Linked DNA regions of Mus musculus: region 1 is linked to region 2. A link is a loop called in an ENCODE intact Hi-C map of the cell type or tissue named here. Cell type or tissue: heart. All regions are shown on one strand. Each heading gives the region's core, and the rest is flanking DNA. Links, peaks and the distances in the headings are about the cores only. Region 1 has its middle 10 kb from the start of Gm36388. Region 2 overlaps Gm37896 (a long non-coding RNA gene).

The links. Hi-C counts contacts between places; a loop is a spot of excess contacts. Peaks named below come from ENCODE experiments on the same cell type or tissue, not always from the same donor. Only the 100,000 strongest peaks of a DNase experiment are listed, where the experiment ranks them.
Region 1: it touches region 2 in a loop (2.4-fold over the local background); 2 of 42 quality-filtered maps call a loop at or near these places.

The regions. Positions count from the first base shown.
Region 1 is chr1:187,659,202-187,664,583 of GRCm38, forward strand. It overlaps a transcript of Esrrg not described here. Among named protein-coding and RNA genes, the nearest start is that of Gm36388, 10 kb to the left of the region's middle. In heart, for the core only: no CTCF peak of the experiment used is centred there; a DNase peak (open chromatin) is centred at 3,060; H3K4me3 peaks cover 762 bases; H3K27ac peaks cover 750 bases.
Region 2 is chr1:187,449,578-187,454,959 of GRCm38, forward strand. All of the region lies in intron 1 of Gm37896 (a long non-coding RNA gene), which reads left to right. Among named protein-coding and RNA genes, the nearest start is that of Gm37896, 4.4 kb to the left of the region's middle. In heart, for the core only: CTCF peaks have their summits at 2,810 and 5,038 (motif pointing right); no DNase peak of the experiment used is centred there.

The DNA.
Region 1 (5,382 bases), core at 318-5,317, 210 kb after region 2:
TCACTAAGTTGTGTGATGTGGGTAAAATTTTCATTCCCTGAACCTTTGTCATTTGTGAAAATGCAACTAATCAAAGCTTCTCAAGATGGCTGTGAGAGTTAAGTGGGAATTGTTGGGCCGGCCTTGTCTGGCCAGGTCTCTGATCATTGGGGTTAAGTTGATCTCATTGAGAGTCTCTTTCTTTTGGTACTTTTCTTGCTTCCTGTGGAGCAGGCAGAGAGGGAAGAAGCAGAGAGTAACACATAGATGGGCAGCAGCAGAATGCATGCGGCGAGCCAGCTGAGCACTCCATAGGCATGGTGATTTCGATGTAGACCATGCCAGTGCACCAGCATCTTTATTTACTGCTCTCCCCCACCCCAAGAAAGCCAGTTCTTACCCAAATAAACCATCAAAACCATTGCAGGACAGCAAAAATAGGCCAGATGATTTTACACACACACACACACACAGACACACCACATCCCTTTTCTACGTGCAATATTCAGTGATAGTTTTGTTTCAAACCTTACCTGTCATTTGCACCTTTATTGTAGCATTGATATTAATTTGAAATGTATGCATTTTGTGAAGGCTATAGGAATTGTTTGGTAATAAATACTTAAAAAATGCTTCTATAAATTGCATTTGAAAAACATGTCTTATAAGATTAGAAGTAACGAATGGGAGGTCAGTTGACTCCATGGCACACATGTCTTTAGGATATTTTTATGAATGATTCAATGATATTAAGCCTAGCCAATTTTGCCATTATAAATGAACTATATTCCAAAGCCTATGTTGAAGGAATAGGTAAGAAATTTTTCAAGAAATGGGCTGTTTGTACAGACAATGCACTTAAAAACACAGATTCAGAGAATTATGTTTGGATTCTATCTGAAACTGGGGCATCCTTAGCTGACTGGCTTCCCAGATAATGATGGGCAGAAGCCTGCATTTGGTGATCTGTTAAACCTAGACACTCAGTAAAAGTAGAAATCAAAAATGTTGTGAGACCCAATTTGTCCTTGAAAGCCAATTGCTGTTTGCTTTTGTCTAACCCATGAGGTCCTCAGTCTGGAGTAGATATGTGCTAAACAAGAGGAAAACAAAACCCAGGAAGCTTAATTGTGGGTTTGGCACCGCGACCGTTGACGGACGTATGATTATTTGCGAGTTGCAGATGAGCTTCTTGCCATCTGCGTTGAAAGCTGCCTCTGAAACTGGTCAGTGAATACAGTCAGCCCAGCTCAGGTTTCTCTCCCATTTAGCAAAAATGTATTGACCACCCTGTGCCTTTACCATCACGATAGGTCAGTTAGCAATGCAGCCTCATGCTTAAGAGATGGCCTCTGCTTTAAGACATCCATGCTGCCTTTAGGGAAGTATACTAATCATTACGGTGACAGCATTGCAGGCTGGAGTCACAGCTCAGGGATGTGGGGCCTAGCCCTATAAACAGCAAACAAACAAAACTCAGGTACAGAATGAGAAAGAATTGTATGGAATATGACCAATTCATGCAGATCCCTTAAGGAGTACTTGGGCGCCCCCAGAGAGCCCCATTGACACCCAGGCTTCAGGCTACTCGGTGTGTCCTATTTAAGATATGTTCTTTCCTCTTATTAGTTGGCTATAGTCTCATCTGGTTCATAAGATAGTCAAATGAGAGGAAGAGACTCCTTTAGTTTTTTGTTTGTTTGTTTGTACGTACTGGAGATGGACTCGGGGCATGACGTAGGCAGGCCACTCCCTGTTCTACCAGCAAGCTACCTCTCCAGGCCTGAGAAAGAAGATCTGGAAATGCTCTTGAGTGGTTCAATAGGGGCTGCAGGGATTATGGGACAAGAGGAAGGAAGAATTTACTCTTAGGGACCTGCGCTTTGAGGGAAGGTCCTGTGTTGTGATTGACTTTGTGCCCACAGTTTCTGGCACTGTGCCTGACTGCGAACAGAGGCTCAGTAAATGTTTATGAATGCGTGAGTGCCTGGCTCTGCGGTCCATCCCCAACATATGTTAGCCTTTAAATCTTCACAAAAAAAATCTTGAATGGTGGTGAGATTGCATTCCTTTCATAGATGGAAAAAAAAAAAACAGCGGATATTTTGAGCAACTGTTGATCTTGTGTGGTGGAGGGGTAGTGTCGGGATAGAAGTTAAACCGGGCATCAGGCTGACGACGTCCTGGCATGACAGGGCCTGACTGGCACACCGGAGTGCATTGTTATTGTTCCTAGACTGCAGTGTGGCTGACGTGCAGTAAGAAGACTTTGACAATAGTTCACCATTTTCCCAGGCAGATCTGGGCCAGGCTTAGGACAGCAGTGCTCTCGGTCAGCACGTCTAGATTTCGGTCTGGAAGGACCCGCTCCTCCCTTTCCTCTTCTCAGTCATCTCGTAGGAACTTCACGGGGGTCTCAGACAAAGGGGTAGAGAAAGAAAAACGGAGGGAAGTACACTTTAAAATATTGGATTAAGGATCCAGGGATGTGGCTGTGCCAGTGAAGTGCCGTCCGTACAAGCATGGGGGCCTGGGTTCTGATTCACAGCACACTTGCCACAAAGCCAGAGTAGCACCACACACCGCTGCACTCTCGGTGTTAGGGAGGCAGAGAAGGAGGGTCCCAGGGACTAGTGTGGCCAGTCACCTAGCCAATCATTGAGTCCAGCTTCAGCGAGAGACCTTGTTTCAAAAACTGCGGTGTAGAGGGATTGAAGAAGGCACTGGACATCTATGTCTGGCCTCTGGATGTATATGTGCACACAGACAGGTAAACACGTGCACACACTATAAGCAGATATAAACACATACACACAAGCACAAACTGGATTAACTGGGAAAGTTCTGTTAGCCTATTGGACATGGTGGGTGAGGGCAGCTGAGACGGAAGCTTTGTGCAGGGAGCTGTGTGTGTGCCTTGCTCTGGTGCCACGTCCAGCTGGTGCCAGTCTTCGGTTAGCCGGGTCCTGTGCTGAGTAGCAGAGATGAGACCTGGCGGAGGGGAGACTCCTTCCACACTTCTCCCTGACCTGTGCTGGAGTCCGCTGGGGTGAATTGTGTGAAGTTGTCAAAGGTTGCTCTGCTCTCCAGCACTTGGCACGGGCTCCTCTGAAATGTGATACCATTGGTTTTCAGTAAAGGTTCCTTTCTGCAGGGCTGCAAACAGCTCAGCTGCTACCCTGTACACACAGCCCCGGAGCAGAGCGAGCAGCACCTTCCCAGCAGCCTTTTGAACCCGAGACTCTCCCAGATCCCCTCTTCACCCAGGAAGTTTCCTCTGTGTTGTCAGATTTAGCACCAGACTCCAGTCATCAGATCCGAGCAGAGCAGACTCCCCGCTGCACAGTACAGAGGCTTGCTTAAGACATTTGTCCTTGAAACTGCACCAAACTCTTGGAAGAGCCCAGAACGTGTAAGTATGTATGATTTAGGCAGCAATGGGACAAGGCAAAGCTGCAATCAACCATTATACAATATCCGATTAGCAGTACAGGAGGGATTTTTTCCGACCTTATGTTACATTCAGTTTCAATTCGTTCTGAGGCAACAGATCAATTGTAGCCTCTGATACAGTGACTTTGCAGTAGACGGAGGTTGTAATATCTTAGCTCTAGCTATTTGCCCTTCTCAGTTAGCACATAGATGTGGCTCGTGGGCCAATTATTGTGGGCATTAAACTATACAACTTCTCAGTTTTTATTAGGGCCGATAATTGTTGGTCTTGTCCATCTTGAGGAACAAGTTAGCTCTGGGGGGGAATGCTTTTAAAGAATTAACTACATAAATTCCTGGACAATGGAATGAGTTTGTACTGTGCTTCCTCTCCATAAACTGTACCAGTCTGCAGTTATAATTTACTCATAGCATATTCCTCTGAGGTTCGGTTTTAATTGAATCCTATTCAGTGTTTGTCTGGTGTCTGACGGTCCTGGATGCATCTGTTTAATTTACTTTGCTTGGGTTGCAGACTGGTTAAACCTGTGTTTTGATTCTAAGGGCTGCCAGGTGAAAGAAATGTTCAGGTCTCTGGGGGAAGGCGGGTAGCGAATTTGCTTGTCGAGGGTGGTCTATTACCTCTGAAAGCTTTTTAGGTACCCAACCTGACTGGCTGTCAGAAGGACCACAAACCAAACACCGCTGGGCTCTGAGCTGTCTCTCAGCCTACCCACTTTTGGAACTCCAGCCTGTAAAAGCTGGTGCCCTCTTTCTATCAATTTTTAATCTGCAACAATACTTACGTTTATAAGATTAATTTCTCTCAGATTAGCCTGATTGATAGCTGGATTGTGGTTACTTAAGAGCTTGCTCCCTGGAACCCACAGCCCAGATGCATTCCATTTAACTAGTGAATGTAAAACCGGGTAACCATGGAGTCAGCCGCTACCAACTGGCTGTGCAGTGGCTTGTTGTAAACAATACAAATGAGCCAGGAGAGCAGGGGCAACCAGACATGAAATGATTTTAATAGAAATTACGGTAAAAGGTCATGTGATTCGGGATCCGCTTATGTTCAGTTTTAAAGGGAAAGTCTGTCTTTTCTCTTCCCCACCTTGCCTAATTCTAACCCACTAGAGTAAGTATCCCCCTGAACTTGACAGGCCCTCCTCTGGGCTTCCACGGAGAAAGGTGGCCTGTGCGTTGTGGGGAAAGCATGGGGACTTGTGGAATTCCAGTGGTAAGTACCTTTAGTTTAGAAGCAAAACAAAATGAAGCTGAGTAATTTTTTTTTTTTAATGGATGACCGTGCTTCCTGCACCGTGCAACTCCTCTAGACTAGATGTAACAAGATCACAGGTCACTCCATGTCCCTTTTAAGTGGTACATCTGTCTTTGCTTCTTCCTGGTTCTCTGGATTAATCTGTAACCTTGGACTTTCTGAAAAATGTTATTTGCTCTCAAATCAACTTTTGTAGGATAATAATGAACACATTAGAAGCTTGGGGGAAGTAGGAGTCCTGAGTCTAATCTCAGGTTTTTGTTTGTTTGTTTGTTTGTTTGCTCTCTTAATGCATCCAGACCCTTTCTGGATTCTGAAAGGGCCAGGTCTCGTGATGGCATCTGCACTTCTCTGGGAATGACGGTGACTGGGTGTGGAAATGGTGGTCTTTATAAATTGCCTTCAACTTAAAACATCAACCACCACTACTGAATAAACTGTGTCTGTGTTAGTTACTCACTCGTGGTTAGTGTGATGAACTGCGTCCAGTTGTGCTTATAAGTAGCAACAAGGAGAGAAGTCTGGTCCACAACTTAGAGGGGCTGAGGGCCTCAGCTTTGCCCTTGTCGGGATTTGGAGGTGGACCTTGTCGCACACAGGGTGGAGGAACAAGGATGTTCTCAGTCTCCTGGATACTTTATGCTAAGGACTCCTAGGCATATTTGTCTTAAAGTGAAAGAGAGCTT
Region 2 (5,382 bases), core at 257-5,256:
ACTGTGCCTCTGTAAACCAGAAGCATGCTCTCAGAAGATAACCCTCAGCCTCAGACCCAGGTTAATGAGGCAGCTCTACTCACTCTTGTATCTGCTTATATTACTCTCACTGATAAGTAGAACCATGCGTGTCAAGGCCTTTGGTCACAGAAATCTTACATTAGTAAGCCTTGGGGCTGCACACTTGGCTCCGGCTTGGAAGGTGTTGGGGTTTCCTAGACACAGAAGATTCCTGTGATACAACCCTCTACCCTTAGCTCCCTCTGGGTTACCCTAAGAACAGGTACCATGGCTCTATTTCATGTTCTTTGCCCTAAAGGCAACCCGGCAAGACCTCTAACATGTGCACCTGGCACTAAACCAGACCTGAAACGGGGGCTGCTAAGACCTGCTGAGAACGGAGAGGAAGAGGAAATTTGAGGATATTCATCCTCCTCTATCGGGCCTCCCCTCTCTTGTTTTGAACTGTCCAGTTCACAAATTGACCAATCACATTCCCACCCCCACACCCCTGCATTCTAGCCTGCCACACTCACCCAAGGAGAAGTTCTCTGTAGGTACTTGGCAGTTCTAGAGAACACAGGCTTAAATAAGAAGTAGCCTGGAGCACTGCAAAGACCTAACAAGACAGAAATACTTGATTCTACTTCCAGCCCAGCCCCCATTGCACCTTGACCTTCAGTGGGTCACTTAGACAGAATCTTTTGTTCACTCATCCATTCGTTCCTTTGTTTGTTTTGTTACAGTGACTCACAATGTAGCCCAGGCGAGCCTAGAATTCACTATCTTCCTGCCCCAACTTCTCCAGTGAGATTAAAGGCATGTGCCACATGTAAATGTGCAGAGTAAATCTTTCAAGTGTGTTTTGTTGTTGCCAGTGTTTGGTTTTGTTTTTCTTTTTTGAGACAAAGTATCACCCGGTAGGAGGCCAGGCTAGGCTTTTTTTTCTTTATCCTCCCTCCCGAATGGCAGGATGATGGTATGTATTCCCATGCTGGGTTTGAATGTTGTTTTGTAGTCAGATAACAGATACAGACAATTGTTGGGATCACAGTGAGAAAATTTTGTCAGCTTTTCTAGAAAACTGTCTGAGGAAAATGCACACCACAGCGCCTGGAGATTATTCTCCTTTGACCCCCAGCAGTGTCAAAACTTTGGGAATTATCACTATAAATATGCAGTGGCTGGCCTCTAGGTACTGTGTCCTCTGTCCACCTCACACTGTGATGTTCCTATCAAGGTGTCCTGTGACTGCAGATGGAGTCCTTAGCTTCTCTAAGCTCAGATTTAAATGCTGCTCAGATTCAAATCCATCTCTTCCTCCTACTGAGCTCTGTCACCAAAGCCCATTGGCTGGGAGGAAGCTCTCGGGGCTGTGCTGCCTGCTCTGAGAAGCCCTGATCTCCTTGCTACCTCTGAGCTGTCCGCTTGCTGCCTGAGGAGTGAGTTCTTTCTGTCAGGTCAGTTATCTCTCAGGACCACAGCTCTGATTGCATCTGACATTGCTACAGAGTAGAGGTTGCTTCCACCGTAGTATCTTGAACACTCAAAAGGCTCTGAACTTGTCGGAGGAGCAGACAGATGGTGCTCAGAGACTCCTCGGAGCTCTCTCCTACCCCATGCGTGTCCTAGCCTCCGCTGACACTCCAGTACCTTCCACCATGTTCTCAGTTAAAAGGATACTGATGAGAAGGTGACTCAGTGGTCCCTCTGATGAGCTAAGATTCATTTCCCAGACCCACAAGATATAGAAGGAGGGAACTGACTCTGGCAATTTGTTCTCCATGTGTATGTACATAGTGCCCCAACACCCACAAATAGAATCTAAAATAAGAGACATGCCTTATTAGTCTAGTATATAAACAGTCTTCTTAGGTCAGATGGGTGGCTCATACCTGTACTCCTACCACTGGGGAGGCTGAGGCAGGAGGATTGTTGAGAGCTGTAGGCTAGCCTGTGCCACATAGTGAGTTTCTAGGCCAGCCTAGACTGCATAGTAAGATCTTGACTCAACACCTCAGAAGTAAATCACCTCAAATATACAAAAGCTGCAGCTAAGTTCATGTTATACGGGACATTTTAATGAGTTTTTGAGACATTTTTGAACCCTTTACCTTTGGCAATACCAGTTAACTGTTTTGTGGGTTTTGAGTTGTTTCTTACACACCCAGGGAAGTCCATGAGAACAGCTACCATGCTGTATTTTGTAATCAGTGAACCCTAGAGTTTAGGGTGGCACATGAATGATAGCTACAATCTGTAAGACTTGGAGAGGGGAGAAAAAAAACCTTCAGAAGTACGCATCTTATAGAGTCTTAAGAACTAGAGCTGCCCAAAGAATGCTCTTAATCACGCTATCCAACTTTCCTCTCCTTTAGATCACAATACTCAATGTGGAGGAGGGAAGGGCAATCCTGAGCTTTCATTGGGCATCTCAGCAAACTACCTTGGTCTGACAGCTCTAGAAATTCTATTTCGTTCTTTTCTGTGTCCCCAGAGGCAGTTCCGTATAAGGTGGCATCGACACACAACTCCAGAGAATGCAGCTGATTACACACCAAACTTTATTAACCAAAACACAGAGGGTTTACATGACAGAAGCAACTAAAGGGAGAGAGGGCTTATTCTGGATCATAGTTTGAGAAGACAGTCTGTCACGGGTTGGGGGAGGCATGGAGACCAGGAGTGAGGCTGCTGGTCACAGTACATCTGCAGTTGAAAAGCAGAGAGAGGTTTGTGTTAGCCTGCTTTCTCTTTCTTATTCTGATCAGGGACCTAAACATGTAATGTTACCATCCACACGGCAGGGGGCGCGCTTCCTACCTCAGCTATCCAATCTGCATGCTCCCTCACAGACATGCCCAGGGGATTGCAATCTAGGTAATTTTAAATCCCGTTGAGCTGCAAATCTATATTAATTGTCATAGTCACCCATTTTGGGTTTTCTTCTGGGTTAAAACACAGCCGACACATGTCCACCATAGAAAGGAACACACAGAGTGAAGTCATTTCTGCACACGATCTCCCCCACAGCACAGCAAGACCCACTGAGGGATAGCTTTAAATTTTCGCTGATAACACTCTCAGGCTAACCCAGTGCCTGCCATGACAGGAGTACTACACTTGTTTATGAGTGGGAGAAGAACAACGGCATAGCGGACTGTCCTTCAAAGCTGTGCTGCAGCGTGTGGGACCTTCTAATCCTCTCATCTCCCAGATTCGATTGGCACAAGAGGAGGTAAGGATCATTAGAGTGACGGGCATGCCTGCAAGAGCATCGCCCGCTCTGCCCTACCCATACACTTAGGTTTAACAAGGGAAGGAAGTGTGAGAAAGTGCCCGAGGAACACGATGTGCAAACGGAGAAGGAGAAGATTAAGATGAAGGAGGCTGTTTTCTGGCATGAAGACCTGTGCTCTAAGTGTGGTTGTTTATTACGAATGTTGGATGCACCAAATGCATTATCCAACCTTCAAAATGAATAATTTACAGTGGGCGCTCTGCACTGGGTTTGAAGGCAGCAGGGTGATCCTGGAAAACAGGCCTGAGAGTGCATCTCAGGTCGAGTGGGGGTTGGGAGTGGATTTTCAATGTGAGTCTGCTGATGCAGATTCTGACTGTGAATCTAGATGCGAATTCTAGATGTCAGGCAGCCCCCACAGAGCACCCCTTTGTTTGAATTGTGATGTCATACATTACGGCCACTGTATCTTTTATCCAGGTACACAGGCTGATGTAACCTCCAGCTGAACCCTCTGATGTCATGAGCCAAAATGGATTCTTTCTACCTTAAATTGTCTCAATTAGATATCTGTTCACATAATATGACACTTTTCTATAAGAATCTCATAATATATATGGAATTATACATAATATCATCACAGAAAAAATTAGTATGTATTAAATGCATTTTCTTAATTTTAAAAAATGATTTAATTTTGTTAGTAATTTATTTGTGTGGAGGGACACTTGTGCATGATTTATGCATGTGTGACATGTGCACAAGTCTAGGTGAAGAGGCCAGAGAAGAATATTCGATGCTTGGCTGTATAACTCTTCTCCTTATTCTTCTGAGACAGTGTCTCTTACTGAACTTGGAGCCTGAATTCTCTGCCTAGATGGCTGGACAGCAAGTCCCGTCTAGTCTTCTGTCTCCACCCTGACCGGTGCTAGGGTTATAGAAATGTGCAGGTAGGTCTGGGTGTGTTGAAACTTGGGTCCTCGTGCCTAAGCAGGACACATTTTCATATAATAAACCACCTCCCAAACCATCTTAATGCTTCTAATTAGACATTTGTAAGAAGATCAAGTGATGGAATGCACTTCAGGCTAAGCACCACATACATGGTAGCATGAGTGTGGGTGGGAAGCCCGGGGAGTCTTTTTAAACTTTGTCAATATGAGAAGGAAAACACTCATGCAAAATAAAAGCTGGGGAGCTGAGAATGAGGCTCAGTTGGTAGAGTGCCTGCCTAGCACGAAATAAGCCCTGGGTTGAGCCAGGTGTGGTGGTGCACGCCTTTAGTCCCAACACTCAGGAGGCAGAGGCAGGCGGATTTCTGAGTTCAAGGCCAGCCTGATCTTCAATATGAGTTTCCAGGACAGCCAGGGCTACACAGAGAAACTCTGTCTCGAAAACAAAAAACAAACAAACAAAAAAAAATTAAATTGGTTTAATGCTTAGCACGACGTAAACTGTGCATGGTGGCATATACCTGTAATTCCAGCATGGAGATGAAGGCAGGTGAATCATGAGTTCGAAGCCATGCCTGGCTACATAGTGAGCAGCCTAACTCTGTCTCAAGAGATAACAATGTTGAAGTAGCTGAAAATGGTATTCTTAATAACTCCCATTAAATAGAGGTCTAATGCACGATGAGAATTCTTGTAAGAACTATACAACTAGGACTCCAATTCAAATTCCCCAAGGACTAAGCTATTATTCTCTTTAAAGTTATTGTGTATGTGTGCATTAGTGTTTTCCCTGTATGTTTGCCTTTGTATGAGGTACATGCATACAGTATTGCCAGAGGCCAGAAGAGGGCGTCAGATACCCTGGGACTGGAGTTACAGCCAGTCCTGAGCCAGTATGGTATCTAGGCTGGGTTCTTTTTAGTAGTGTGCAACCAGGGCTTTTAATCACTGAGCCATCTCTTCACCCAGGAAGATCACCGTTATTGGGACATAGATGTTCGAAGTAGAGAAACTAGTAGTTTTTTTTTTAGCACCTCTTCTTCAGAGAAGATACGGTTAGGAAACAGGAAATTTAAGGTCAGCCTTTAGATGAACTCAAAAGGCAAAAACCACCTTGATTGTGCAGGTCAGCCCTACTTTAAAAGTCTTGCTCCTCACCCAGTCCAAATATGTGTATATTTGGGGAGT